6 separate regions of the Mus musculus genome follow, and all the other regions are linked to region 2. The links are chromatin loops, found by intact Hi-C in ENCODE. Cell type or tissue: left cerebral cortex. All regions are shown on one strand. Region 1 has its middle 12 kb from the start of Nabp1. Region 2 holds the start of Gm17767 (predicted gene, 17767). Region 3 holds the start of Tmeff2 (transmembrane protein with EGF-like and two follistatin-like domains 2). Region 4 has its middle 19 kb from the start of Nabp1. Region 5 holds the start of Nabp1 (nucleic acid binding protein 1). Region 6 has its middle 24 kb from the start of 9330175M20Rik.

Region 1 (5,000 bases), 130 kb before region 2:
AATAAAATACACTTTCTGGTTTTTCATTTGGTTTTAATTTGTATTATATAAATGTAGTCAAATGTATCAGTCTTTGTATAATGCTTAGAGATTTTTGAGCCATTTCTTCTCCAAACACTGGGGGAGTTTAAGGCTTTATTTTAAAGTTTGTGTAGGGGGTTGTTTGGGAATGGTGCTAGACTAATGCTCAAAGTCCATATTTCCCTCGCTGATGTGCCACTTGGCTGTGGATTTGATTAGTCAGATCTGTATTAGTTGACATTTAAAGTATGATTAATCCCAAGCAAAATGTTAAAGTCTGTGCTTTGCTCTTCATCTTCTCCTCTGCCTATAGATTTTTATAACAGCAATCCTGTCTCTCTTGAATCCCTATCCAGGATGCCAGCAAGAGCGTCGATGCATCAATATCACTCAGCAGTTAAAAGTACAGGGATTTTTATGTTGAGTTTTGTCGCTTCCTTCTTGTGTGATCTTGGGCAAATTATTCTATCCTTATATTGAAGAGAAAGCATCCATCACATCATTTTATAAAATAGCACAACACAGGGACCTGGCTAGCCTCGGACATGGCATGTCAGTGCTCAATAAATCCGTCTACTAAAAGAGAAAATCCTGAATACCCAAGTGGTAAGAGTGTATGCAAATGAAGAATGTGATCAATGTAGAAACAGAATTGGAAATGAAACTGTGTTGTATGTTGTGAGCACACACAGAGGGTCTTTGCTATGCAAGCAATGTGCATATTCTAGGTATGCCAACTGAATCCAACCTATCAGTACTATGAAAACTCAAAACAGCAGAAGGCATTTGGAGTTGGCTTATACATAAAACAATAACACAATAAAAAAGCTCGGGGAAGCCAAGCAGTGGTGGTGTATGCCTTTAGTCCCAGCACTTGGGAGGCAGAGGCAGGCAGATTTCTGAGTTCGAGGCCAGCCTGGTCTACAAAGTGAGTTCTAGGACAGCCAGAACAAAAAAAAAAAAAAAAAAAATCTCAAGAGCTGAGCACTTGTCCCGAAAACACTCTAAGTTCCTAGATAATGCTCTGCTCTCAACTTCCCATACCAGAGTTGGTGCTATCATAGCAGAGTAGAAGACTGTCATCCCTGAGGGTAGAATGGTGTGCCCCCTGAAGCCACCCCTCCATCTGCCCCAAAACTGCAGATCCTCTAGTCTGTAGAACAGCACTGCCTAACCCTCCCCCCAAACAAAACAAAAACAAAACAAAAACGAACTGCCAGGAAGACATCTAAAACTTTGAAATAAACTTCTAACATTTATTGATGGCTAGTAGGAACTTTAGTTTCATATGGTTTTAAGAAGCATAACAGAAATTTCTAGACAAGTGACTATTTTGAATTTTTATGGTATTTCGTGAGTGTGAGGCATTTGCTAAAAGCCACAAAGTGCACCTAAAATAGGGCATTTCGTTGTATATAAATTTACCCTGAAACTTGAAAATTCCAATGAACAGCCATGTTGGAATATTCAAGAAAAATCTACTGTTTGAAATGGTTCCAGATGGATTGACTGATAGATGGAAAGTTGGATGCTAATACAAAATTTAAATGAACACAGGTGTCTGTAAAGTTCAATATTTTTCAAAAACTGTTGAAAACATTATTCAAGGCTGTAGTTATAAGCAAATTGCTCTACACCTGCAAATACACATCATGATATCTAAGTAGGAATGCCTTCTAGTGTACCTGCTGCCTATCCTCTGACCCACTGACCTTGTCCTCTAGCCCAAACGTTTGCCCACAAGAGGTCCCTCTTCGGCTACACTTTCATAGACAGATTGAGGCCCCTCTTGGGCAAAGGAGAAAAAAGCTGTGATCCATTTGACTAGTTGGTCAGAGCTTTGTAATGAAAGCCAACCCTATGTACTGTCACAGCAGATCAGCAACATACATGCTTTTCTGCACCAAGAAAATGTACAAAAACTTGTAATTAGAAGTTTTCAATTGGAGTTGGGCACGGTAGTTCTTGCCTTGTCTGTGTCCGGAAGATCAACAGCTCAAGCCCAGCCCACACTACATGTAACTCACCTCCAATATTTTTTTAAACTCATAAATTTCTTGTTATTCAATTACCTTTTTCTGAATTATCTCCAAGTGGTATGGAGAAATGACAGTATTCATCTTATTTCTGATCGTTATAAAGGGTTTAATATTTGTTGAGCCTTGAACATGGACGTGCTTTGTATACACTGGCTCAGATTCCTCAAATAGTGCTTTATCCTCTGATAGACTCACAGCCATGAAGCTAGTACAATAACAGATACAGGACTCAAATCAAGATCTTTCCAGCTCAAAATTGTTTTCACTTTACATTCTTACATTTGAGTTATGATATGCAAAGTTCATATAACTACAAAAATAGCAACAGTCATTTGGCATTTAAAAAAAAAAAAACCTGATGAAATAGTTCCTAAGAACTTCATGTTCTACTTCATTTTCACCAAAACCCCATTTTTAGCAAGTTTTCACTAACACTGACAGTATTAGTACAGGTTAGGGAGAAGACTCAAGAGCACCTGCTGCTCTTACAGAAAGCCTGCGTTCAATTCCCAGCACCCAAATGGCGGCTCACAAATATCTCAACTCCAGTTGCAAGGTATATGCTGCCCTTTTCTGACCTCCACAGTCACCAGGAACACATATGGTACACATCTAAACATTCAGGTAAAAGTCCATTTTTTTTAAATCTTGAAAAAACAATCTTGGCAGTCTTCATAAGGAGATTTCCCAATTTCCTATGATCATTTCTTAATGTCATCTATTTCCTTCATAAATCAAATCAAATTTATCCTGTTGGGTAATGGACTTTCTCCACCTTAAACTGGCTAAACCAGATTCAGCCACAGAAACTACACAGTAATTACCAGTAGATGGCCCTAGTGCTGACTTTTGTCCAAATAGTCCAGCAACTTGAAGTCTTAGTGCTAAATATTTCAAACTCATGTGGGAACTGTGCCTAAGGTGGGATTGAAATCTGAAGATGTGTGCTGTGTGCATTCAGTAACGTCAATGCTTCCAACCCCACTTTGACATTTCATCTTTTTCATTGAGCTGACAGAAGACACAAACATCCACTTCCTGGGCTAAGCCACAGAACATAATGGTCAGGGTGGAAAAGATACAATCTCGGCTTTACCTTTTTTTAAACTATTTGAAAATTATTCTTTGTATGGGGTACACTGTAGCTGAAGGTATCAAACCCCATTACAGATGGTTGTGAGCCCCCATGTGATTGCTGGGAATTGAACTCGGGACTTCTGGAAGAGTAGTCAGCACTCTTAACAGCTGAGCCATCTCTCCAGCCCCAGCTTTGCTCTTCTAATTTCTGTGATTCTACTTTAACCTAATTCAAAATTTCCAGCACTCCTATGTAGAGGGGCTAATTATTTCTACTCAGAAACACTTGCTTCAGTTACTCTGTGCTTTGGACATTCTTCTAGTACATTTTCCACTGCTCAACACAATTTAGTACATTCTAGATTTACGGGAAAGGAACAGAGAATTCGAAAATAACCTCCTTGTAAAAGAGAGACAGCAAGAACAGTAGACAAAGCTCTCCAGAGTGTTTGATGCAAGTTCTAAGTTCCCTTCCAGATAAGAGTGGCAATCCACCCTTCTGAAAAGCTTCATGTATGGGACTTAAAACCAGATTTTCAAGATTACTCCATCGTTTGTGAACAAGCTGTCCTAGCTTGGATCCAGATGTTTTTAATCTTAGAAGGCATAGAATCTTTAATTTCTAGCTTGAAACAGTCCGCTTTTTAAAATATGCCTATAGCCCTTCAGTATGGGTGTGTCAATAAATCTGCCGAACTAGGCTACTACAGAACAACAAAGAACTGTCACCCACTTCCTAATGTTTGGGGTATATCATAAAGTGTTGGATTCTATACTTTTACTCTTCAAATGGCTAAAAGACCTACTGGTTGAAATGTTATATTGAACACCTCACAAAGGTAAAAACTAGGTCTTAGTAGTACTTTTGGGCCTAATGTTAGTGTGGAAAAATGCTTATTAGTAACTTAATGGACTTGATCTTGAGTCTGATTTGTGTTTTCAGAAATATTAAGTCTTTGTGCATAACAAAACTTGGCATAATTTGGCTAAAGCTTTCTGATCCAAATTCTAGTATATTCCCAATAAAGCAAACCTCAAGGCATCTAGCAAACTTAAATATACCTAGAAAACAATCTTCTAGCTTCTTCCTTGGGATATAATAATACATCAGTGATAGTGCATTTCCAAAGGTCACAATTAGGTGTTAAGAGAAACATGCCTGAAGTGTTAATCATTACAACCATGAGATGTGGGGCTGTTTAATCACTCCCACTTGTAATCAATGTCTAGGGTTTCAGCACACAAGGATCTCATCATGCCCAAGTATCTCTCTGTATCTACCACTTTCATTGGGTAAGAGAAAGAGAACTAAGTATCAGGCTTTAAACAAAGAGAGGCAAGACCTCAGTGAGGTCAGAGCTAGCTTGGCACATGCCTGTTTGGGAAAGTGTTTCCAGTGCTTTTCACAGTCATCAGAACCTCACGAGTCACACACAACCTAAATTGGCTTCAAGCAAACAGCCATTATGCTCACTAGCATACCTAATAGGGGAAGCATTTCAGCAACTCCACTGACTGTAAAGAACACTCGGGATGTAATCTCAAGTTTAAAAAAATAAAAAAGGAGTGAGTTAACCTTCAAACTATCCTTTAAAAATTAATCACTCTTCATGTTTAACACAGTTCCTAAGACTACTAAGAAAAAGCAAAACAGAGTTGGTAAAGTAAGGGAAACTATACTTCTGTGATGGCTCAGGGGTTAAGAGCAGTAGCCGTTCTTCCAGAGGTCCTGAGTTCAATCCCAGCAACCACATAGTGGCTCATAACCATCTATGAGATCTGGTGCCCTCTTCTAACACACAAGCATACATACACACAGACTACTGTATACATAGTAAATACATGAAACTTTTTTTTTCTTTA
Region 2 (5,000 bases):
TGATGGTAACATGGTAATTAAAGAGACACAACCTAAATTTATCCGAGCAGCTCTGAAGATCCTCCAGGGCACTGAAATTAGAACATGGTTCCCTCCACATACAAACTCTCCTCAGACTATCTCTCATCAGACTGGGGCCACTTGCCTGTGTGGACGCAGTTACCTTGGCATATCACAGAACACATGCTATGACTGGATTGTGCCTGTGGCCACCAGTTTGATCTGGCTGGCTTTAGATGCACTTACTTCGGTCTAGGCCTCACTGCCCGATGCGGGAGTCTGCTCCATCTGACTGGTCCTTGGAAGGCATGCATTTGCACAACACCCACCCCCGCTTATTACTGCCTTCCCATTTTCCAACTCCATAAAAGATCATCAGTTCAATAAAAATCTTATCTCTGCCACTTATTAAAGAAGAGCACTGCTAATGACATAGAAGCCGGAGGCAGTATTAATTAGACTCTAGACCATCGCCATGGCTCTTGTTTCTCCTCTCATCCTTTCCTAGTTCATAGAACATGCAGCCTTGGTTACAGTAAAGACTTTCTTAGGGAAAAAAAAAAAAAAAACAGTAGAAGAAGAATCCAAATCCCAACAGCTGGGACTTCCCACTCTCTTATGAATCCTGATGAGCCCTATAGTTTGATGAAAAGAATAATAATCTCAAAGATTACTTAGAAATATACGGGAGCTGGAGAGACAGCTCAGTAGTTACGAGCACATACTGTTCTTTCAGAGGACCCAGGTCCAGTTCCCATCACCCCAGTTGAGCAGCTCACAAACACTTGTAACTCCAACTCAAGGGGTTCTGACACTGCTGGCCTCTTGGCCACAGCATTCACATAGTCACACCCAGTGGAGATGAAAACACATCCGCATAGTTAAAAAGCATAAAGTAAATCTCAAAGAAATTTGGACACGCTTTGTTCTAGCTCCTTACTCATTAGTTGGGGGAAGGAAAAGTTAGGGGTAGTAGAATTCTTCCTTAATATATGCGGATGGATACATAGAACGACCATGGGCACCCATGTTATAATAGACAACAGAGTTTATGCTTATGGTCTAAGTTAACCATAAATAAGCAAAACAAGCCACCCAAACTTCCCAACGCACACTCCAATCTCTGCTTACGGAGGCACTCAGTTGCTGCTACGATTCCAACCTTTTCCCTTCTAACCTTCAGTACCAAGCTCCTGCAGGTATACTAAGAATTAAAAAGAAACATTTTAATTTTCTTAAATGAAAAAAATCCAGGAAATTTAATAAAACAAAGTATTATAATTCTCAATCATTGAGATTTCTCAAGCCTGGCAGTGTGTAATTAAATAGACATCAGCAAATGAACCGTAGGGTGAGGTTCAAGGCGTGCATCGGATGGAGCAGAGTTAAGGAGGAGGCTCACCTGAGGAAGGGAACCTGGAGAGAGATGCTCAGCTGTGAAGTGCCCCCAAGAGCTGGGCCATAATTATAAACTAAGATGCACGAAGAGTTCTTTCAAATCTTGGTGAAGAGCTCATTTCTGAAGCCATGCTGCCTGCATCCCGTTGCCATGGCTGCCTGCATCCCGTTGCCGAGGCTGCCACTGCCACTGCAGAACCCAAAATGAAACTCATTTTAGCTACATCTTCTTGTAGCTCTCTCACCTTTCCTAGGAAAGAATTTTCTTTGGAGAATCTAAAAGTTGAATGGATCAGTAATACATACTTTCAAAGATAGAAAGCAAGAAAAAAAAAAACCTCAGTTGAGTCTCTCTCACAAACTAACTAAAGAGGCACCACTAAACACGAGCCATGCTGTCAGAGTTGTGGCTGTCTGCTCTTGAAGTAGGAATGTGATGGTGGGAATATGGGTACCAAAAAGTCAGGACTCCTACTAATGCTCAGTCGACCCCTTGTCCTAAACTAGCATAGAACCTATGAGAGCTCAGGCCTGACTCTCAAAACTCTCACACTACTAGAGAATGTCAGGAAAAGGTACTGCCCAGCTTTGTGTATAATGTTGTTTTTTTGCTAAGTGAAGTCTCTTCATTTTCAGTAGTCTGTTGAGAGATTTAAACCTACCCCAGTGTTCAGTAGCAAACAATTTTTTATTAACTTTCTTCATATGTTTTTATTTGTTTTAATCAGCTTAACATTAAATCTTTCTACATCGCTGAAGAAGAGGGACTTCCTGTTTGAGCCTCGGACAGCAAGAGGCTGGATCTGTCTGTAGTTTGGAGTACAGAGGAAAGCTAAGGAGAAATCTGCCCAGACAGACCCTGGTAGAGCTGTGGAGTGACTCTGCTGCCCCCTAGTGGATTTGTTCACCTGGAACACACTAGGCAAATGCCACTGGTTTAGGATTGGTTACAACAACCAATATTTTGAGATCTTTTGAGTTCCCAACACATTTTCTTTTTGCGCTCATACCAACCCAAGGATAGTTCTGCTGTGACTCCAGTCCTGGTGGCAGGCTTCCCGTGACCCTCATCTCCGTGCCATACATATTTCGTGAGCTCTAGTCTCAGTGGTGTGATAAGCTACAGACAGTTTTACGCCTGAGCTGCAGTCCTTTCTCAATCATCAGATAGCTCTCGAACGTCTAGATAAGACTTCAAACAGAGGGGGAGAATGTTCTGAGGGTAGACGAGAGTCGGTGGAAGATTTATACCTCCTGAAACAGATCAAAGAAGGCCTTGTAGAGAAGAATGTTTGAAGATGTGCTTTGCAACTTCGGAGGATATTGCCACGTGGAGGAAGAAAGTACTGAAAACAGAGCACACAACATAAGCCCATGGCGCAGCGAAGTCTCAAGGAACTCTGCGGAGAGCCCGTGATAAAGATAAGAGTCAGGGTAATAAAGTGTAGACAAAATCCCATGTGCCCTCCAAATGGTTGAGCCACTGGTGTCTTCTAGAACAGGTAAGATGTGATCACATTGGCGATTTCAGAGGATCTTGCAGGCAACATGGTTAGACAAGGAGTGTAGTGCAGAACCCAGAAGAAGAGAGAGAGAGCAGAGGCTAAAATAGTATTGTCCAGTAAGAGAGGCAGCCTGAGCATGGCAGACCTTTTTTATTTTATTTTATTTTATTTTATTTTATTTTATTTTATTTTATTTTATTTTATTTGAGACAGGGTTTCTCTCTGTGGCTTAGGCTAGCCCAGAACTTGCTCTGTAGACCAGGCTGACCTCGAATTCAACAGAGATCTGCTTACCTCTGCTTCCTGAGTGCTGGGATTAAAGGCACATGCCACTGCCATTTGGCTGTGTTGGCGGACTCTTAAGGTCTATTTCCGATAGGTATATGATATGATAGACTTGAAATATGTTAGCTATAGAGACTGGGGGAAACAGGGATTTTTGTCAAGCTTCCAGCTATGTCTGCATTAGGATTCTCATGGCACTGTTGTGACAGGGAAAGGTTGAGAGAGGTGGGTGCTGAGCTTTGGCTTTGGGTCACATCGAGTTTGCAGCTAGACATAAATCAGGGGGAGCCGGAAATGCACATCTAGGCTTCATGGCCCATATGCCCATTTTGTATGTAGACATTGAAGCTTAGAAATGCTGGATGTTGCCTCTATTCAGGTACCTACGTAATAGAGGTTTTAGGCAGGCTTATGTATGGTCTTAGCCTAGTACCAGAAATGGAAAAGAAAAAAATGCCACTCTAATATACAAACGGCAGAGAGGGTAGAGAAGGGCGGAGCCCGAGAAATCCCAGATTCGAAGGACGGCAGAAGACCTCTGAGCCGGAAGAGGAGGGGAAAAGGCAAAGCCCACACTCTACCAAGGGAGAAGAGAAAGCTATGGGAAGTCAGGGACAGGGAACAAGACAGAAAACATTCGGATGAATTTAGACTTAAGGACAAGACGCCAAAGGAACTGCAGGATGAGGCAAAGCCTTCTTGGGGGTGGGGTGGGGGTGGGGCGTGGGCAGGGGTGTTTCATATACTGGAGGACTTTAAATTGTTTATGTGCAAAATTAAAGGTGGTTCTTATGGACAAGAAGAGGCTAGAATTGAGTGGAGTTAGATTAGAGAGAAGGTGTGGAATCATTTCCTTCAGGGACTGCTTCCATTTAGTCCTCTAAAATAGGAGGACAAAAGGAAACCCAAAGGAAGAAAGCGCTCCTTCGAAAGCAGCACCTTAGCTTATGGAGCAGTGTTTCCCGAGCAAGCACACAGGCAGAGGCCTCTCCCGATACATCCATACTAACTGGGGTTGAAAAGCCGGAGCCTTTTCTACACTATTCAGCGCAGACCAAAGAGAGTTTTACTTGCTTTTTATTTTCAGGTTTTTATTTTGCTCTCTTTCAACCTTGAGTTAACAACTGAAAACATCAGACACAAAGGGACATGAAAGGAAAGGGCATTCCATTTCATCATTAGCTCGGCCTTCCAGGAAATAGAACCACTAACAGCCACAATAAGCCTCCAATAGCTTCCACCTCAACTCTTCACCTCCTGGTTCTGCTGGACCAATGAGGGACCACTGAGATTCCCCACAACAACAGAGTTCAACCCTGTGCAATTGACATCCCAGAAGGTAAAAAATAAATTGCTACCTATTCTTCACTTCACCTTAGATAGAGTCCTCTGCCTAAGCAAGAGTCTGGAAAAAAAAAAAAAGATAGCAAGTCTACTCTTTAGTCTTCGTCACTCCGGAGTATATTGAGTAGTGGATAGAATTATTTCTCTAATATTCTAGTGCCTACTTCCTTATCTTTCTATGTTACCTTTATCTTAAGAAAACACCAGATCTGGGTGGCTGTATGAGGGAAGCTTTGGTTTGAGTCTTATCAAGGGGAAGAAAAATGAAAAGATTTTTCTGCCTGAGCCATCTGCTTTCATGAATGCTTGATAAATGCCACACACATTCTTCACCTTAAACTCCTTTCCAATGTACCTACTCTATACAGTTCTACAAATGGCAAGTGACAGGTGTGACAAGTGCCAGGTGTCTCTAGCTTTGAAAGAGCTAAGTCCTGTCTTAACACCAAACGTATAGTTCAGTCCCCA
Region 3 (5,000 bases), 670 kb before region 2:
TAAGACAAATAGTCCTTTCCAGAGAATAGCACACAAAATGATAAGCTAATATCATCTGGTCAGTCCTACAAACATACATCCAAGTAACATTATACAGACAGAATACTATATATACTACATACAGTATATATATATATACACACATATAATATATAGTACACATATACACATATATAGTGCTTCCTAGTGTGTCAAACATTTTAACCACACAGAAAGAATCATACTGTTATTTAATTACGAAAACCCCTCTAATGAGACAGAAGTGTCCACTATTCTTGTTTTGTGGACAAATTGTATCAAGTATGTTGGAATTCAGCAATGATATCTCACTTCAGAAAATTGTCTTGGGTATATAAAAACAATTAATTTAAAAAGAGATCATGCATTTGAAAGAGAAAAGAGAGTATATGGCAGGGTTTAGAAGGAAAAGGAGGAAATAGAAATGATGTAATTATATTATAGTCTTAAAAGTAAAAGACATGTATTTTTAAGACTTTCCTGGACTAGTGTTATTGTTCATAGGGTAAAATGCTTAGTACCAAACCTGATGACCTGAGTTTGATCTATGGAACTCCAGTGGTCCATAAAAGGAGAAACTTGATTCTCACGTTTCCTCTGATCTCCATATATATGCTGTTAGATACACATGCATGCACACAAAATAAATTTTAAATGTTAAAAACTATCTCAATTAATAATATGATCAACACATATGCAATCACTGGATCTCATTGTTTTTGGTTGAGAATTACTGCATGTGGCTGTGTTCTGTGAACCAAGGAAAGAACTGATAGATATTCTTCACAGGAAGAACCTGTATAATCTATCTCAAAGGAACAGTAATATGAAAAAAGAATAGGAGGTCTTGTGTTCTGATGTTAGAATTTTTGTTAAGTTCTAAAATGCTTCATGCAACTTGTTCACAAAACACTGGTTGTTACTTCTGTGTCTAGGGGTACTATAGGAATTAAATGACAGTGTGTTTCTTTCTGTTTGTTAAATGTCTAATACATTAGGAGGCACAACCTGCTTCATGCCTCTCCTGAACAATAAAAAAAATTTTAGAGGCAGAGAAAATCAAATCCCTCATTGCTAAAATGTCTTATTTTTCCCAAGCTCATTTATCTTCAGCATTACTTTTTCTAGAACAATTCCTCTTCCTCCTCCTCCTCCTCTTTCTCCTTGTACCAATTTTCCTAAGCCTTAAGTAATTTCACAGGTCATAATGATATCCTTTCTTTTGGTGTTGTCCTTGATGTTGTGGAGTTGATCAAATTCAAGGCCTCCTGCATGTGAGGTAAATCCTCTACAACCAAGCTCTACCCCTCAGTCTTGCCTCAATTTTTTTAAAAGTTATCTTTTATATGTATGCATACGTGTAACAATAACTAAAGACACATGGTAATGAATTTGTCAGGAATGCCTGGGAACAGTTGGAGGGAGGAAAGAGGGGAAGTGCAGTAATGACTTCATAACTTCAAAATCATAAAAATCATTCAAATGAAATGCAAATCTATGTACATTCATGAAACTGACAACAAAACATTATTACATTTTAAACATAGTTTTATGCAAAAACAAAAAATACAATCTGCAATTTCTTTAAGACATGACAACCTCTCTCTGTCCTAGACTATTTTTTCCATAACTAAAATATTCTAGCTCAGGAACATTGAAAGCTAGTATTATTCACTAATTTAAATAGGAACTTTGAACACCCATGGCATGGGTTCAATCAAATTATTACTTATCATATAATATATAATATGAGGCACGATTCATAGGCATATTTGAAAGTTAAGTGTAGTAAAGAAACTGCTTTGAGCTTGCTGGGAAAGAGTCGAAGAGCTAGTACAATTTTATGATAAGGCAATGTCAGTGCCTGTCTATTTCCTCAATACCTAATGAAGAACTAAATAATATGCATATTTTTATTTACATATTGAACAATGCAGTGCTCCCTTCAGTAAATGATGTTCTTCTGCCACTTGGTGGTGCCTGCCAGTTGCAAAATTCCGTTTCTTGGTGGCACTGTAACACTAAATGTATCCTGAGCGGGACAGAATCACAGCATCTCCAACTGAAAGGCTTTGGTTCCAACTCCTCAATAATTTAAAGAACCTCTGTGCAGGTAACTGTGTTTGCTACCCATCGCAGCCAGTCATTAACTCATTTGGCAGTTTAAGTTACTGTGGGCAAAGTGTCTGAAGAATACAAATTCTTACAAAGCACACCAAAATTTTACTAAGCAGAGAATTCAGTAACATTTTTCCTTGTAATTCTAGGTTACAGTCAAACCCTGCAACCCTAGCGCTGGTTTATGATCATAATCGCTGCAAAAACACATTGTCTGAGGGACTTTGCCATAACTGCAGAGGGGCTCATATTCAAAAGCCTGATTAGTTGCTGATCGCTGATCCACGCTTTGGTATGGAAAATTCCAAATCCTCATTCGGTACTGTGTGGCTGATGCAGCTAGATCTGCATTAAGCTTGAATGTATGTCGCAGACTCCACTGAAAGGCATCTCTGTTTCTTTGTTTTTGCGATATCTTTGGCAGCTCCATCTTCTGGGCATTCCTTTACCTTCAACAATTCAGTTGCTCCATCTAAAAGCCGATTTTTCTGATGCCTCCAATGTCTGGTCAAATTGATCTGTGTTAATGGAGTCTTCGCTGGTGAGAGATGCCATTGACTGGAACGCTGAGATCTGCGGCTGCTTATTTGCCAGGGGCAAGAGACACCAAGATTCAGAAATCTTGAGAGGTGGGCGGGGGAGGGGGAAAGGTAGTCTTGGGAGGGAGGCGGGATGTAAGATAAAGGGAAGGGTTTCACATAGAGGAAGAAAGAGAGAGGTGGCTTTGAGGCTCAGAGGTGCTGCAGGATCACGTCTCACAGAGGCGAAGTTAAAAAGCAAGGGAGTGGGGAGAGGTTGGAGGGTACAGGACTTAAAGGGACTGCTTTGGCACAGTTTGTTTTCTGGTGGTGTCTGCGGAGGATAGATAGATAGTCCGCCTTTCAAAGTCTATTGGTGCCGCTTTTAAGTGGTTGGTTAAGCTCGTTAATTGCTTGTTAGATGCTATCAAACAATGCTCTTAGTCAAGATTCAGGAGGTTATGGGAGGGCGATACAAGGAAATTTAAAGAAAGAGAAAGGGGAAAGCTTTTGAAAGAAAGGAAGAAGGAGAGAAGGAGAAAGGAAAGAGAAATAGAGCAGGAGTATATATGTATAATGTGAATGAAAAAATACCATAAATAACTGAATGATACAAACGCAAAAGGAAACCTCTTTGGTGCAAGGCACCAAGAACCCTGTGACTGCAGTAGTGACCTGAGTCGTAGGAGACAGACTCTTCTCTCCATCTATGTCCCAAAAAGCTCTGGGCCCTGAGAACTAACATGCCATTAAGCTAAAGAGTGTGTCTAACTGCGTGGAGTGCAGCAGAAGGAAGGCTGATATCTCTCTGCTGTTTCTGCTGGGGCTAAGGAGAACCAAGCGGAGGTAGTGACTCCTGCCGGGCTAGGCTCCCTTGCCTCTCCCAGGTAGCTGGGGATCCACAGACAAGGTGTAAAACGCCCAAGTCTAACGCCCAATCACTCCAAGCTCTCCTCCGGGATGCCGCTTCTCTGTGGATTCGCCCTGTAACCCATTCTCAGCTTGGATTCAGAGAAGTCTCTCGCTGCTCCTCCGGCCTCCTGTCCAGACCAAAATTGACCTTCCAACAACATTTTGTTGAACCTTTTAGACAGCCCCACAAATAGGTTCCGGTCTGTACCTTACCAAAGAGCTCCAGGGAAAGAGAATCAAATCTAGCAGGCTGAGCTGCGGAGAGCCTGGAAGGGATAGGAGGCACAGGGAGAATGGGGAGAGCCAGCGAAACTGGCTGCTCCAGCCTGGCGAGCACTGTCGGGCTTGCTCGGGGAGCTAGCTGCTGCTGCTGCTTTAAGCCACCAGAGTCTTTTGGCTCTCGCACTGCCGCCTCTTGCCCTCTTTTCTCTGCCACCGCCTAGAGAAGCATCCTAATGCTTCTTAAGCTACCAGGACATGCCCAGCCTGGATCTCTTTCCCGGACCGGCGGCGCCAACGGGACGCCCTCTGCTCCCTACCCGCTTCCCCTATTGCCCTGTGGCTGCGGGTCCTCCACCTACTCCGCCCCCACCACATCCAGCTGGAAGACAAGGCCACCCAGCCGCAGCGGGTGCTGTCAGCCCGGGGTCACGCACAGAAGAGAGGCGCGAGCCTGGACCTCGCACACAGTAGGGGGCGTCATGGAGCAGAGAAGCCAGGCAAGTGGGAGAAAGAACGTGGGAGTAGCCGCCCTGAAGCCTGAGCTTCTCCCAGGAGCCATCCCGCCTAGACCCACTCGGGTTAGAGCCTAGAGAACTAGCCCATCTGTGGCATCAGTGGCCGCCTCCTCCTTGCACCTCCTCACCGACCCCTCCCTCCCGGGACCTGCATCGCGCTCCGCCAATCAGAGTCCGACTGCCGCTTCCCACGTGACCCCGGGCGGGCTAAGGACCTGCTGCTTCCCAAACGCCAGAGGGATGCGGGCGGCAGAGCGCGAGAGGCGGCGGCTGGGCTGCGGGGCGCTGTGACTGTCCCTCCACCCAGTCTGGTCGCGCTCTTCTCTTCGGCCGATTGGCCGCCTCCTCTCCGCACCCTGGTTTCTGTCTCCTGCTCCTCCTTTGCCCCGACCCTGTTCCTTATGGCAGCAGCTCCTTGCATCGGGGGCGCAGCTTCTCAGCGGACTATCCTCTCACTCCGCAGGCTGAGCCCGGTCACTGGATGTTGCTGAAACTCCGGAGATCATGCTCTCCTTTGGTCGCAGTATCACCGCCGGCTGTCCCTGCCGCCGCCCCCTCCTCTGCTGCCGCGGTCCGCGGGATGCTCAGTAGCCCGCTGCGTGGCCCCTGCGATCCCGTGTTCTTCAGAAGCCTTTGGTTGCTGCAGAGTTGCGCGAAGTAGTCATGGTGCTGTGGGAGTCCCCGCGGCAGTGCAGCA
Region 4 (5,000 bases), 140 kb before region 2:
TACATTCATACGAAAATAAAGTTGTGTAAACACATACTGTGTGGAAGGCAGCCATTTGGAGCTCAGGGAGTCGGGGAAACTCAAAAGGTAATATATAAGGTTTATCTTGGACTAGAGGATGTGGGCATGCCGGATCTCTGCAAAGCATTCTTCCAACCCAAATTTTGTGAGCACCCTCTAATTCAGGAGTCCCAGATTCTCCTCTATGTGTGTGGCTCCATCCCTCACTCACTGCCCCCACCTCCAGCTCAGCAATGGCTCTGCTGCTAGCATGGAACCAGCAATGAGCATCCTGGTTGGTAGTGTGCAGGTCTTCAGACCAGTCTTGGGGAGCAGGTAGAATAGAACCTTCTTCCTCTGCTTTGGCCCATCAGTTTCCAGCCCCTTGCCAGATGACTCAGAGCAACTCTAATACGTTGCACTGCTCAGTTCATTTCTGCAGCTGGTTCCTTTCTCAGAGTCCAAGCAGCCTGCAATGTGCGGAGGAATGCTGGGCTGTCGGGTGTTTATAAATCCAGGTCACTTCCAGTTTGCCCTCCCTACTTCCTGTAGGTAAACAAAACTGTGATGTCATAGTTTCCTGCCATCATGGTTTTCTGCTGCTGTGTACCCCCCCCATCATTATAAACTCTCCCCATAAAATCATAAGGTATATAAACTGTCTTCCAGAAGTTGTACTTGGTCATGGGATTTTATTACAGCAACATTTACATTTCATGATTTGCATAGCTGAGCCTATGCTTGTAAAGACCCTGTCACATTTCCATCCTTGCCACTTATGCCTTTTGAGATACTCAGCATCCTTCCTCCCGCATCCATTGATCCCTGCTTCCCCAGCCACTACAATTAACTTCACCATCCCTTTTCCAGCCTCTCCTTGGCTGATCTTATGGAACTACTTTAGTTTTGTAGTGCAATAATAATTTGCTGGATTCCAGTGAGCTATTTTTTTAATTCAATATTTGCATTGTATGGGGTTCTCTAAAGGAAACGAACCAATAGAATACATACACGTTATGAACAAAGATTCACTACATTGGCTCACAAGATATATACCAGGTAATCAAAAAATGTCCATCTTTAGAGCGGAGAGGCTGAGAAGCAGATATCACCTCAGTCCACACATCTGTTTTCTTTCGATATCCCAATCTGGTCTGCAGAAGATTCCTGGAGTCTTGTTGGAATCTGAAGAAGCTGGAGTCTGGTGTCAGTGAAGGATGACAACAGCAGCAGTGACGCACACTGGGTTATTCACCCCTCTCTTAGCTTGTAGACTCAGGAGCATCGGGAGTGTAAAGTTGTCAGCTTCCTGGCACCTCAGCTCCCTGCCAGCAGAGCGTAGGCTCGTTGTCAGAAAATACATTAGCATAGCTAGTAACTGCAAACACGTAACTAGTACTTAGAATAGTCTAGGTATACCTAAACCCACTAAGGAAACTATGTTGTCAGTCCCTTTCAATGTAAGGATTAAGCTTGTGTGGCCTCCTGATGTCAGCCTAAGGCTTTCCAAGAAAGACTTTTCTTTCTGTCCCACAATCAGCCAGGATGCTATCTCCACCTTCCCAGCAGTGGATCCATGTGAGGTTGTTCTAGTTCTCCCCACATTCTAAGCAACCCTAGATTGTTAGATAAAGCTTCGGTGTCCTCCAGAAACATGCCAATTCACATTTTAAGGTGTTATACTTAAAATGAAGAGGAAGGGGAGAATATATTTGAGCCCTTTCTACAGTCCCTCTTTAGTATTTATCATTGCTTGTGTGAATGCTTCTTTCTCTACCTTCATGATTGGTTTGAACCACAGACGTCTTGTTGTTGCATATATAAGTATTTCAATAGAGATGCTAGTTGTTGGTATTAGGACCTCCGAAACCCCTGACATCACATAGGCGAGACTCGAACACCTGTTACCAAGGCAACAACCACCATATTCCCAGAATCCACTTGGCTCACCTCCCACCTTTACGTCATCACCCATATATGAAGAAAGCCCCCCCCCCCCATCTACCCTCCCCCTCTTCCCGCAGCCACCTTGCCCTCTCTCGCCCAATAAACCTCCCGTGGAACTATTTGGTCTGGTGTGGTCCTTCTGAAGCCAAGTCGAAGTCAAGACCGCAACACTAGTTACAAGTTTACTTCTTTTATTACTTTTTCCCCAGGTGGTAAGATGTAAAGCTTCACCAGTAGAGGGCAGCAGAGAGACTGTTGGAGGGAGGGACACTAGTTCTTTGACTGGAAAGGAACTCAGGAGACACAAGATAGTGCTCACCTCCTGGGGAGTGTTGCCAACACTCCAAAGGTTGGTCCCTCAGGTCTAGCTCAGCCAGTTTCCCAGTGTGTTTTACACAGACCCAGTTGGTGCCTTCCAGGCTGCCAGAACCCACCTGCTGAGCCCCAAGCCTGAACCACCTCAATGAACTTCTCTGCCCATCAGCAGACCACAGCACACTCCCCCAGGAGATCTGGACTCAACTCCGGGACTAAGAAAGGGCAGCTGTTGGCTGGGGAGGTGGCGCAGAGGTTAGGAGCGCTTGCTGCCCTTCCAGAGCACACACACTCTGTTCCCAGCACCGGCTGCCCGTGATTCCAGCTCCAAGAATCTGCATGCTGCATTCACACACACGTGACTAGAAATACCCATACACATGAGTCAAAATAAAATTTCTGTGTTTGGAAAGAGTGAGGACCTTCAAAAGATAGAGGACTCCTCTGGACTAATTCCTTCCTCAGCTGTTCCACTTCCATCTTAGAGGAAGACCCACCCTTCTACCTCCTACTCTGCTAGTCTCTGCTTGCCCGGTGTTCATTAATGCCTTATTGCTAACTAGTAAAGCTTGACTTTGAATTTCCCTGTTAAAAGCACGGTGATAGCCATCACTACTAGCACCTTACCAATACAGACAGGAGGCCCAAAGGTTCTCTTACTTTCTCATCTTTCTTAGCACATCAGTGAATCTCAGACCTCCATCCCCCACCCCAGTGGCTGCTGCAGAGATTGAAATATACTTACAAACAACCCAAACTTCAAAATGACACTGTGATCTTTCAGTACCTTCATTTTAATACCCCCACCATGCATAGTTATACTGCTTAAAAGGGAACTGCTATTTGGGGTATGTGTTCTCCCCACTTTTCCCAGAGTTTTTCAGTTCTCAATGTTTCTATGGAGATATCCTCAGGCATAGACTTTTTATTCAGTAACAACAAGTCTACTAAAAGGTCTACCTAGTCAAGGGATGGAGGTAAATATTATCAAAACACATTGTAAGAAATTCTCTAAGAATTAATAAAAGGGACTGGGAGATCCCAGTGAATGAGCTCCTTGTTTTTTATCTAAGATTTCTTTAGGCTGAACCTCCAGCTTTCCATCGATTCCTGAGCAGGCTTTCTCCAGCTGGGCATTAATTCCCATTGAGTTGTCTGTTCCTGAGTTTCCACTCTGGTATGATTTTCTGTGCCTCTCACACCAACTTCAGGGACATTGACTTGCCTTCTGACCTTACTGCTCCTACTGTTTTAGGAAGAATTGCCTTTTCAGTTTATTCGACTTTGTATTCATTGTTCTGATGCAGTGGCAACTCGTACACTTCTCAACGCTATGTAAATAGTTATTATATTTTATTGTCTAGGGAATAATACAAGAAAAAGTCTGTCCATGATCAATTCAGACACACACTCCTCATGGTGCGATGACTTCACAGTTGCAGAACCCACAGATTGAAAGCTGTGCCTATGGAAGGCCAGCCCTACTATGTGCTGAATTGCCAATTTGGTCCACTTAGAAAGTTCCACGTCAACCTTTCCAAAGTTTGGAAGACATTGGTAATCATTTCTTAGATTAGTTCATTAAAGACCACAAAAGAGTGAAGTTTTAATATTCTTATTCCTAATCAAGTAGAATTGGTGGTGAAGAAGAAAGTATCTATATTGACAGCTCCGTCTCACAAGAGGAAATATAAATGCACTCTGTTGTTTTCAGAACAATGAGTGTCTTAGCATTCTGCAAAATATGTCTATGATTTTTTAATTCATGGATTTTTTCACATAAATTTCGATGTATTGCAATTATCTTAATTTATATTTTCCATTTTTGTCAAGGAATAAGCTCTCTGAATTGACCCGTAAGTCCTTTTGAAATGAGCTACTAGTCTTTAAAAGATTCCTTTCTTTTAAGTCCAAAAAGATGTTTCCAGCTCCAAGGAATCCTTGTTTCTTAAGAGGAAATGTCATTTAGAAACTATAATCCTGGTTCTAGGTGCTCATTACTACACAGACAAGGACTAGAAAATTGGTCTTTTCAAAAAAAATGCATCATAATACTTCCCAAGAAAATTGTACACCTGATTACAACTTATAGACTACTTAGCATCTTTATGAATGTTTTGATTCCTGATATTAACAAAAACTGTATTTTAACTTATCTGAAATATATAATAGTTTCTGAATACTTACTAATATGAATGTCGCTTCTTTTTACCTTGATGCATCCCTACTAAGAATGATTAGACAAATGGTTATTTTTACAATACTTTAAATGATTTCTATTTTTAAGAGGCTAACATAGATAGCTTCGTTTTACTTTTACTGTGATTCTATAACTAGTTTTTGTCTTCATTTAGAATGTGTGGAAACTGCACGCCTTTAATCTCAGCACTTGGGAGGCAGAGGCAGGCGGATTTCTGAGTTCCAGGCCAGCCTGATCTACAAAGTGAGTTCCAGGACAGCCAGGGCTATACAGAGAAACCCTGTCTCGAAACCCTCCCATCCCAACCCCCCCCCCCCAAAAAAAAGAATGTGTGAAAACAAAACATTAACATAGTTCCAGTTCCAACACTTTGTAGAATGCAGTCTAGCATTACCTTTCCCTCTACTAAATCATTCCTGGGTGCTGGCCAGCTGTTAAGAGAAAGCACTGTCAGCTCTTTCATTTTGTGGTGCTGGAATTGAACCCAGGGCCTCATTAATGCTCAGCAATCACTCAGCCAGTTCTAATTTTTCAAATA
Region 5 (5,000 bases), 120 kb before region 2:
AAAAAGATGTAATTTAGTGTCACAATGACTCAATGTCTGAGAATAAGATGCCTAAATTCTGACTCTCACTTCCTGCTTTGATGATACCTTACCTCACTTCCTGAAAATGTTGTAAGGCCTGTGAGATAGGATCAAAGAACTCCTGCCCAAAGACTCAATACTTCTACCATTCTCTTAGCTCAGCAGCAATTGTCAACTATTTTTCTGATGGCTACCAATAAAATTATTACAATTCTCCCAATCACAGAAGCTTCCATATTCTACTTTTAAGATTCTTTCCTGAACTTTTCTTAAGGCCAACATTTGGTAAGATTTTCAAGTCTATGAAAAAAAGTATTCCAACTCCATAACCAACTAAATACTCTGAATGAATCAAAGATTAACTTCTGCCACTGTGTATTATTTTGGGTTTTGTGAAACTCTGATCTTACAGATGAAATCATTTTCAAGAATGAGTATTCCAGATATTCATTCATGTCCATATCACAACGATGAGTATTGAGTACAAAAAAAGGTACCAAAAAAGGAAAGGGGTGGAAGACATTATACTTCATACACGAACTGATTAAAAAGGAAATGTGTCCAACTGGTGTGGCACACAGAACTGATTTCCAGGTATATCTCTGTGAGTTCGAGGACAGACTAGTCTATAGAATTGTTCCAGGACAACCAGGGCTACACAGAAAAACCCAGTCTCCAAGAAAGGGTGGAAAGGGTAATGTGATCTTTTATCAGCCTCACTGATAAATGCTCACTGACTTCCACACGGTATTCTCAAAAATAAAATTAACCTTTAAAATTGGAGGGGAGTTAAATCCCTACCTAAAACAAATTAGCTGTGAAGGTGAGCTGCTCCCAGTGAGGTCCACTAAAACAGCTCCCTTCTTGAAGTGGCCCATGGAAGAGCCAAACAACTTCAGAACCCCGAAGTCGGCCAAACCCACACCTACCCCAATTTATGCACACCTACCCTCTGGTCAACCGAATAATATCCCCTGTCTGTATGAGCCCTCCGATCTCATCCCACACAGAAATAGTGATGCTTCCCGTTCTATCAGCTACTTTGCAGGATCTCACTTCATGGCCGTCTTTGGTTTTGGTCACTCGTCCTGTGAAGATTTAAAAATCAAAAAGGGGAGAAGGAAAGGTGTGTTAGATAAGGAGTTCATTCGAGGGAGCTCTTTCACCCTCCTCTGGCTCGCTACGTGACTGACTTCTGTCCCCGGGTAGGATTCTGGGCCAGGAGCACGTGGGGTCGCGGGCGGGGAAGAGGTCCGAGCTCTCGAGGGTGTGGGGCGGGCTGCGGACCTCACTTACCTATCTCCAGGACAATAAAGACGACATTTAAGTTTTTCAGTCCGGCCTTAATGTCTTTTATAAAAAGTGGAGGGTCGTTGACCCCGTGCATACTGAGGCAGGTGCGGCTACGCTTCAGAGACCCACTAGGCAAGGCTTCCCACCCTCGGGGAGGGGCAGGGGCAGAGCCGGGGAGCAACCTGGGGCAAGATTGGCGACCGGGGTCAGGAAGCGGTAATTCAGGGGCCGGGTAAACCAGCCCTAGAGGCACGGAGCCAAAAGAAAATAAAAATGGAAAAGGGAGGGGAAAAAGACTCTCACAAGTTCAAAAAAAACAAAAAACCAAAAAACAAAACCGAAGACGCACTCCGCACCCTGAGCCCGCTCCCAAGTGGGCGGCGAGCAAACCAGCGTGCGCACTGCCGCCTCCGCTAAGGGAAAAGGGATCAGGAGACGGCCCTGCCCGAGTCCCGCTGTCCCTCACACAACACACGCACACGCGCGCGCCCCCTCCGTCCCAGGCTCAGGGAAGGTACGTGACAGCAAAACGGCAAGGCTGTTCACCAACCGCGCAGCCCGCGTCCCAAGCAGCAACTGGCGAACGCTCCCTCAGGCCGGCTTTATTAAGCCGCGCCCCGCCCCTTGTGGCGTCACGCGACGTCACCACGCCCACTAGCACGCCTCTGGGGCGGAACACAGCGCCACTGAGCTCGCAGCTTCCCTGGATCCTCCCCTACTGTCAGCACAAGCACCGCCTCCCGGCCGACCAATGGTCTCTCGGCCACACCCTCCTCCCGCTGGTCGCTCCACGTCTTCCGGGTTTCTGTAGGGCTGGGTCTTTTGGTGCTCCGAGGGAGACCTGGCTTCTTCTAATTCCTCAGGATCCTTCAGTAAGGCCACCTTTGCCCTTCAGTCCCGCGATCACGTGGAACTCAGATGTTCCGAACCCCGTGGTTAGAGCAAGTATGCAGTTGAGAAGGAACGGAGAGAGTGATCGAGCAGGATCAAGGAGAGAGAAAAAAGGGCGAACTAAAGGTGTCCGAGGCTTCCAAGAGAGTGGTTCCCAGTCGCAGGCAACTTGGCGATCAACCTTCGTACTTTAGAGGTGTTTAAATTGGGATCCAGAAACACGAGGTGGTCTTTTTAAAAGTAACTTGTAAATAAACCTCTTTTCATGCTGATAATAGCCATACATAGTTAAGTTCCACAGATATTTCATTTTTTCCTTAACCCTTTTCTTTAAATTGCACTTGGCTTTTATATAACTAAGATGAGTTAACCATACACTGGTGAAGGGGAACCTTAAAACAAAACCTGAAAGGGAGGGTTGTGCTTTGCCACCAAACAAGCTGGAGGCTAATTGTGTGACCTTGAAATTAGTTGGTTAAGCTTCCTAGCCAGAATTTAACAATCTGAACAATAAAACTAGGATCCTTGCCTCATAGAGGATAAAATGGGGTCATAAATAAATTGCCCAAGTACAGTCGCAAATAGATCTGTGATCAGTATTTCTTTTCATCAATTTTCTATTGAAAATAATTACCTGTTATTTAATCTCATGGTGAGTGATAATTTTAACCCCCGTTTACAAGTAATAAAACTCACTAGAGAATAACCAAACTGGATTTCAATTTAGGCAATCTTGACCCTAGGAGGCTTCAACCAGAAGTATTTTATGTTTAAGTAGTATGATTGTAACCCTCCAAAACAGATTGAAGAAATGGGAACAGCAGAGTATATTCTAGCATGTTAGAGAATCATATAAGCAAATACTGTGGAAAATAGAAAATGTATATATCAAAAACACACTTCTTTTTCTTTTTAAGGATAATACCGAGAAACAGCATAGAGAAAAGTTTAAGAATAAATAACAAGCCATGTTAAGAACATTGAGCAGCCTAGAGGTGAAGCACACCTTTAATCCCACCATTCAGGAATCTCAGGCAATCTGTGAGTTCAAGGTCAGCCTGAGCTACACAGAAACCTTGCCTTGAAAAACAAACAATATAATAGAGCAAAGTTGTGGCCAGGGATCTGGGTGGGGTGGGGTGGGGTGGGGGACCTAGCCACTCCCTGAATTCTCAACCATTTGCCCTCATAAAAAGGACTAAGAGGGATGCTCAGAATTATTTATATACACATTCCTTAAAGAGGTCCCAAACACTAAGAGACCAGGCCCTGTAGGGGTGTGCCCTAGGTGGGTTCTCGGGGCTGACCAACACTGAGAGGAGAGGTAGACAGACTCATGCACCCTATCCCCAAACCAGAAGACATCTCCAACTGATTAACGGCTCACAAATGAATATTAGTTCTAACAGTTTCACCTGGGCTACAAAAACAACTCAGTGACATTTTGGGAGGTTCTTTGTCTCCTAACGTCTCGTTGGGACTGTTTTGACTGGTCCTTACTGATTGTATATTATGGTTTCTGGTTTTGTACTATTTCTGTGTGTTTGAAAGAGTGTCACAGTGTCCATCTGATTCTTGTGCTTTTTTTTCCTTATGTTTTGTTTGTTTTATTATAATTTTTTAGATTCCTGTTTATTTTCTAACTGAGAAAGTGAATTTAGATGGGAAGGGAGGATCTGGGAGGAGTTGGGATATAATCAGAATATATGGTATGAAAAAAAAAAAACTATGTTCAATAGAACACACTTGCATGCCAAGAGAGGGAGGAGAGAGAGAGAGAGAGAGAGAGAGAGAGAGAGAAGAGAAGAGAAGAGAAGAGAGAAGCAGGCACTCTAAAAAGCAGAAGCTACTGCACAGGGCTGTCCCTCTGTCCCTGCCCTTCCTGGCCCTCCCTCCACCCAAGACAGACTCAGCTGATCCTCTCACTTCCTCCCCTAGCACAGAGCTCCCACAATAAAAATGGCACCACTTTCTCACAAACCCACAGGCAGCCTTGAGAAACTGCAACAAGAACACACAGTTCAATGGAGAGCATAGGTTTCAGCAACTCCTAAGTCACTTCTCAAAGATTATAGTTGATTAAGGATAAAATCAACTATGGGTGTGATGGTCCAAGCTCTTAAGGCAGCACTAGAGGCAAAGGCAGATCAATTGCTAAATGGTCTACACAGTGAGTTCCAGCCCAGCCAAGGCTACAAAAGGGAACCATCTCACAGAAAAAAATAAATAAATATATATATTAGACTTTTGCTGAGGCTGGAGAGATGGTTCATGGTTAAAAACATTGGCTGCTCTCCCCGAGCAGGCCCTGGGTTTGATTCCCAGCATACACAGGCAGGCAATACATATTTGTGGTACATAAACATACATGCTGACAAAATACCAGTACTCATAAAAATTAAAAATAAAAAGATAAAAACTTGCTATACTCATGTAACCATTCCCTAGAGTATATGCTGGCATGCATTAAGCATCTACTACATATCTGGCTCTGAACACTCCTCACAATTAGATTCAGTAGCTCTCTCAATGATACATGTTTCGTGACACCCCCCCCCCCAAAAAATCTGAGCTTTAAACCCTTATGCTTATAAAACTTTTTCTTTAAAAGAATATAAAATGTGTAAATCACTAGTTATCTAAATTTGTAATTGACTTTTTTGAAGGATTTGTAATTCAGAATAATCCCCAATGCCTGCTTGGGGCTGGAGGTCAGTGAAATATTCTAGAGGATAATGAAATTTTAGTTCCTCTTGGAAAGAAACTCATTGTTAAGTAGATTAATTCAAAGCATA
Region 6 (5,000 bases), 240 kb before region 2:
CCTTGAGGAGAAAAATGGGTCTGTCTTTGGGGATATTTCCAGAGAGAAATAAGGGGGAAGGTACACCCAGAATGTAGGGAGTACTTTTCCATAAGTCAGGAACTTGGATGGGATATAAGAGGAAGGAAGAGAAGCCCAGAGAATATTCTTTTCCCTGCTTCCAGGTATGATGTAAGCACTCCACTCTGCCACACCCTCCTCACCATGATGCAATAAAACCTCTGGGTCTGTGAGCCAAAATAAACACATCTTCCCCTGAACTGACTTTCTTGGGTATTTGGTGACCATCATAAATATTGTAACACAGACTCTCATCTCAATCTACCTGTGGTGCTTTGAAAGAAAATGGCCCCCACAGAGCCATAAGAAGTGGCCCTATTGGTGAGGCTTTGTTGAAGGTTGGTATATAACTAGATGATGGGCTCTGAGGTCTCAGAAGCTCAAGCCAGTTCTCTTCCTGTTGCCTGCAGATCAAGATGTAGAACTCTCAGCTCCTTCTCCAGTACCATGTCTACCTGAACACTGCCATGATTCCCACCATGATAATGGACTAAGTCTCTGAACTGTAAGCCAACCCCAGTTAAATGTTTTCTCTTATCAGAGTTGAAGTGGTCATGGTGTCTCTTCACAGTAATAAAACACTAAGTTACTGCCTGCAGAGTTGGCGATCCTGCCTTTCTGGTTTAAGCCCAAATGTTCATAATTCTTCAATGTTCTCCCTTCTTGCCAGTTGCAATGCTTCTCACCCCACCATGATGAGATCTACCATGATGAAATCCTACCCACACATCCTGTTATTACTCCCTTTGTCATGATCCTAAAAAGAATTCTAATTTTTAAAGAGTTAAATTCTAACAAAAATTTAAGACAGCTTACATAGGTATATGAATAATCAAATAAAGGTGATGGGGGAAGGGAATAGAAGCTGGAACCCTTTGTACCCTTGACTGAATCATTAGGCAAAATAGATTCCAGTAGTAGTGAGTCTTCATCAGATAAGCTGATTCAAGGAGTTTTCAGACCTGAAAAGATCTAGTTTCCATAGTTACAGAAAGTGAGAAATATTGGTAGAGAAATGCAGTGAAATGATCTTTCCAGAAATATTCTAAAAACTCCGTTCCTTACCATGCCTCAAGCTCTCTTATGTCACTCAGCCATGATTGCTAGCAACCCTATTCCCAGGGTATGGCTATGGTACCCACAAGGGTGTACCTTCAGTCTGTAACAGGCAGAATCAGGATACAAGAGCCCTGGGATTCCCTAAGACAAAAGTTCTTGTCAAGTAAGAGTTGGTACTTGGAAGGTCCAGCTGACCCAGTTAAGGCAGCATTTCATCCTGTATAAGTTGTGGAGAGAATAAGATATGTCAGACAAATCTCAGCTCGATAGAGAACCTCTCTAAAAGGCCAAACTCTTAGAAACCAATAAGGAAGAGTGCTTCACTTTTTACTGACAGCTTGTCACTTTCCACGAGAAGCGTCTCTGCCTAGGCAGTCTCAGGACACCAGATCCTGCCTCTGTCCTGATGTGCACTGCAACCTGTGTCTGTCAGTGTTGGCTTTTAGAAAACTCTATATGTGGAGACACCTGTTCTGTTGTGATCTTGATAATATTTTGTGTTGTTTCCCAAAGCTGAGTATCTCCTATGAGTCAGTCTTCCCTGTGGGTCATCAAAATGAACATCCCACTCCCACTATGTCTGGCAATTGTCTGTTGTTGTTATTTTCTGTGTGTTTGTTTGTTTTAGCTAGGACAAAAATTAACTAAGAAAACAATGTAAGTGGATAAGTTGTTTATTTTGTTCATGGTTTCAAAGCTTTCACGGAGGGTTCAAAAACACAGAGTGGTTCATTCTACGGTAACCTGGAAGCAGATGAACAGAACACTGAGCTCTTGGGATTCCTCCCATTTCCAGTCTCTTCTACCAGGCCAGATGGCACCATCCACTCTCGGATTTTGGCTACCCCTTAGTTAAGCTCAGATCTATCTGGAAATGCTTTGATAGACTCACCCAGGGGTATGCTTTTCTAATCCCCAGACACTTTTCAACCCAATGAAACTGACAATCATGATTCACCAACATAGTCATTGATGGTATGCTTCAGTTACTGGGTCCCAGGAGTTACCTTAGCATCCACGGATTCAGTAAATAATGCTAGGCTAACTAAGGGAATAGCCTGGTTGTGACTAGCCCACAAGAGTATATTCTAATTTAGACTCTTTTTTTTTCTTTTTTGCCATACTAGCCAATGTCTGTGTGTATTTGCTGAAGCCAAGCAGTATTTTTTGACCTTTAATTTTAATAATAGACTCAGCCCAGCTTCAGAAATGTAACCACTGAGAATGCATGCAAATGAGTGTTTTAATGGTAAAAAAATACCTTTCTTCTCTCTCTTCTCCCTTTCCTTCATGCTCTCTTATATTGATCTTAATCAAACCATGCTTGTCCCTTTCTAGCCCCAAAGGCAGTTTAAATGAGCACACTCTTCAGCAAGCCGTCAGTACCATTATCTGAAACATCGGTGTTCATAGCACAGTAATCGACTATCCAAGAAATGGTCTGAACAGGACCATTGTGTGCCACTCTCCCTAGTTCTCTCAGGAAAACTCCATCAATAAACTACACATCCAGTAGATGGGGCTGCTGATGCTCTCTAGGGGAGACTGAGTCACATTTGAAAGGGCAGATCCACCCTCATCAGTGGAATTGTTGGGAAAACCTCTGTCCTTGTAGGAAAATTAAACTAAAGAAAACATTTTATTAAGTACCTCTCCCACTCAGGAGAGGTGCTTTCTTGAGAGTGGATGTCTGACTAATCTCAATCTCAATTCTAATTGTCAAGGTTAAAGTCTTGGGGAAAGTCAGGCCAACAGAAACTATCATTTCAAAAACGTAATGTACACTAGAAGATAAAATGTCTGAAACTAGGTGGTAGAGTTTACTAAGAAAAGGAGAGAGAGAGAGAGAGAGAGAGAGAGAGAGAGAGAACATAGAATAAAGTAGAAAAGACCAGTTATTAGATATTGATTTATTTAGCTGTTTGGTTATAGCTATTATACTACCTGTTTGCCAAACATGATTTCACTTGCCACCAGGAACAGAATAACTTGGAGAAAATAGCTGCAACAATATGTCATTCACTGTCCTTAACAACCTGGTGACTGCATGGAGGCTTCCGTAAACTCTGGCTCGCTTACCCGCCCCACCTGATGGTTTTAGAGTATATAATGAGAGTACAAACTAGGCCCAGCATTTAAGCCTTTCAGGAGCTGTCCTGGCTTTGATCCACGGGCAGCATCTCCTCTCTCCCACTCACATTGGCATCGGAACGCTTATTGGAGAAAGGTTCCCTCAACAAAATGGAAGACATGTGACAATCAGGCTGAAGCAGGTAGAACAGAGAAATCCCTCAGGAGTCACATGGCAGTCTTCAGTGGGATGATAGCCACAGTGCACAGTCACAGCCAAAATCCCTAAGAAACTGCTTAGAAAAGTGGTCCCCTCGGCCGTGTGCCCTGGAAGTGCTGATTTCTCAAGATCGGCTTCTGTAAATGGGTCAGAAAGGATATAAAATGCGGAGGTTTAACTCACTCATAAAATATCCATTTAAATTCTGAACTGCTTCCTTGGAGAATCGCTTTAGTTTTCAGTGAATTTCTCGCTTTAAACTGGAAACTGTCATTGTTTAATTACATTGCTTCTGATTATGCCCTTAAATGTCATGTGGCATCACACATTGTTACTTTTTTTTTTAAAGACATTTAAAATTCAGTTTATTCTATGAATTTAGGGAAATACTCACAGGACCGTTTCTGACAGCTGCTTTAATTTTAAAACTTATTCAGGCCTACTGGTACAGGTTTATAATCCCAGCTACCTGTGAGTCCAAGGCAAGAGGATCAAGAGTAGAAAGCCTGGCTGTGCGGTAGAAGACTGCAAGGCCAACATGAGCAATTTTGTGAAATGTCTCATAACAAGCAAGGACTAAGCTGCTGCTTTTTGGTAGAGCAAGCAGTTGCCTAGGATATCTGAGGTCCTCAGTTTAATTCTCAGAACCAAAAAAACATAATAATAATAATAATAATAATAATAATAATAATAATAATAATAATTTTAAAAATAAGATGAGAAAATATTTATTCTAATCAGAATGTGTCCTGATCAGTATTGATACATAAAAGGTAGACCTTGGAGAGCTGCTCTTGTGTCCTGTCCAACTTTATATTATCAGTAACTAATTTTCTTACCCATAATTCCACCTGTCTTGAGAAAAATATCCTCCACACACACACCCAAAAAGGATGGTCTATGTCCATCAGGAGGAGCTGACTCTGTAGCCCAGAGGACTACCATCAGGAAGGGTAAACATGCCCCCACATACATACAAACCATAGATAAAAAATTTCACAGTGACGCAGATTCCTTTCAAGATTAAGCCTTTCTCCCAGAGAACAGTAGGTGCTTGCAAGAGCCCAGGTACAGGAGTATTTTTGATAGGCCACAGTAATGTTTTCCAAACCTATCTCCAAAGAGCAATAGACCCCCTGCAATATTATAGATTTTCTTTAAAATTTCACTTCAGTAAACATAAGAGCTTAAGAAATTCTCACTTTATTATGGAACTTTGCTATGGTACTGTGAGTTGGAACTTTCCATTAGTGAACTGTATCATATATATTCTCCCGACTAATTTGACCACAGAACTTATTCAGAGTGTCTGTGCACATCTCGTGGGGGCTCTCGTGCCTCAAGGAGCACAGATTGGAAAGGACTGCATTTGTTTAATATGACAGAGCCCATGGAGCCGTAGTTGCAAACGAGTGCCCAGAGAGCATCACTCTAAGCAGTCTTGTTGTCTGTGCTTTTGCCATTGAATGCCCAGCAAGGCTATCAAATGTTTCCTACGCCAACTCTCAGACTTGTAGCCGTCATCAGAAGCGGCAGGTTCAAGCCAAGTGACAAACAGTTGTACTCGCCAACATCATTCGGGAGCATTCGC

Evidence for each region. A loop is a pair of places that touch in the nucleus more often than their neighbours do. Peaks named below come from ENCODE experiments on the same cell type or tissue, not always from the same donor. Only the 100,000 strongest peaks of a DNase experiment are listed, where the experiment ranks them.
Region 1: it touches region 2 in a loop (7-fold over the local background); 41 of 42 quality-filtered maps call a loop at or near these places.
Region 3: it touches region 2 in a loop (4-fold over the local background); 3 of 42 quality-filtered maps call a loop at or near these places.
Region 4: it touches region 2 in a loop (5-fold over the local background); 36 of 42 quality-filtered maps call a loop at or near these places.
Region 5: a loop joins it to region 2, with 4 times the contacts of the local background. A loop is called at or near these places in 40 of 42 quality-filtered maps.
Region 6: it touches region 2 in a loop (3-fold over the local background); 15 of 42 quality-filtered maps call a loop at or near these places.

What each region holds. Positions count from the first base shown.
Region 1 is chr1:51,463,712-51,468,711 of GRCm38, forward strand. It overlaps a transcript of Nabp1 not described here. Among named protein-coding and RNA genes, the nearest start is that of Nabp1, 12 kb to the right of the region's middle. In left cerebral cortex, a CTCF peak has its summit at 2,887 (motif pointing right); DNase peaks (open chromatin) are centred at 251 and 2,907.
Region 2 is chr1:51,594,899-51,599,898 of GRCm38, forward strand. Gm17767 (predicted gene, 17767) reads right to left here and starts at 1,820. Exons shown (of 4, transcript NR_151621.1): 1 at 1,403-1,820. In left cerebral cortex, a CTCF peak has its summit at 2,289 (motif pointing left); DNase peaks (open chromatin) are centred at 1,567 and 2,280.
Region 3 is chr1:50,922,982-50,927,981 of GRCm38, forward strand. Tmeff2 (transmembrane protein with EGF-like and two follistatin-like domains 2) reads left to right here and starts at 4,542. Exons shown (of 10, transcript NM_019790.4): 1 at 4,542-5,000. The coding sequence starts at 4,967. In left cerebral cortex, CTCF peaks have their summits at 1,994, 4,260 (motif pointing right) and 4,474; DNase peaks (open chromatin) are centred at 2,045, 2,279, 2,611, 3,423 and 2 more places; H3K4me3 peaks cover 3,249 bases; H3K27ac peaks cover 3,898 bases.
Region 4 is chr1:51,457,000-51,461,999 of GRCm38, forward strand. No RefSeq gene overlaps it. Among named protein-coding and RNA genes, the nearest start is that of Nabp1, 19 kb to the right of the region's middle. In left cerebral cortex, a CTCF peak has its summit at 2,190 (motif pointing right); DNase peaks (open chromatin) are centred at 1,323 and 2,292.
Region 5 is chr1:51,476,508-51,481,507 of GRCm38, forward strand. Nabp1 (nucleic acid binding protein 1) reads right to left here and starts at 1,892. Exons shown (of 6, transcript NM_028696.3): 1 at 1,318-1,892; 2 at 971-1,109. The coding sequence starts at 1,408. In left cerebral cortex, a CTCF peak has its summit at 1,995; DNase peaks (open chromatin) are centred at 1,292, 1,989 and 4,131; H3K4me3 peaks cover 2,093 bases; H3K27ac peaks cover 1,652 bases.
Region 6 is chr1:51,355,104-51,360,103 of GRCm38, forward strand. No RefSeq gene overlaps it. Among named protein-coding and RNA genes, the nearest start is that of 9330175M20Rik, 24 kb to the left of the region's middle. In left cerebral cortex, a CTCF peak has its summit at 2,630; no DNase peak of the experiment used is centred here.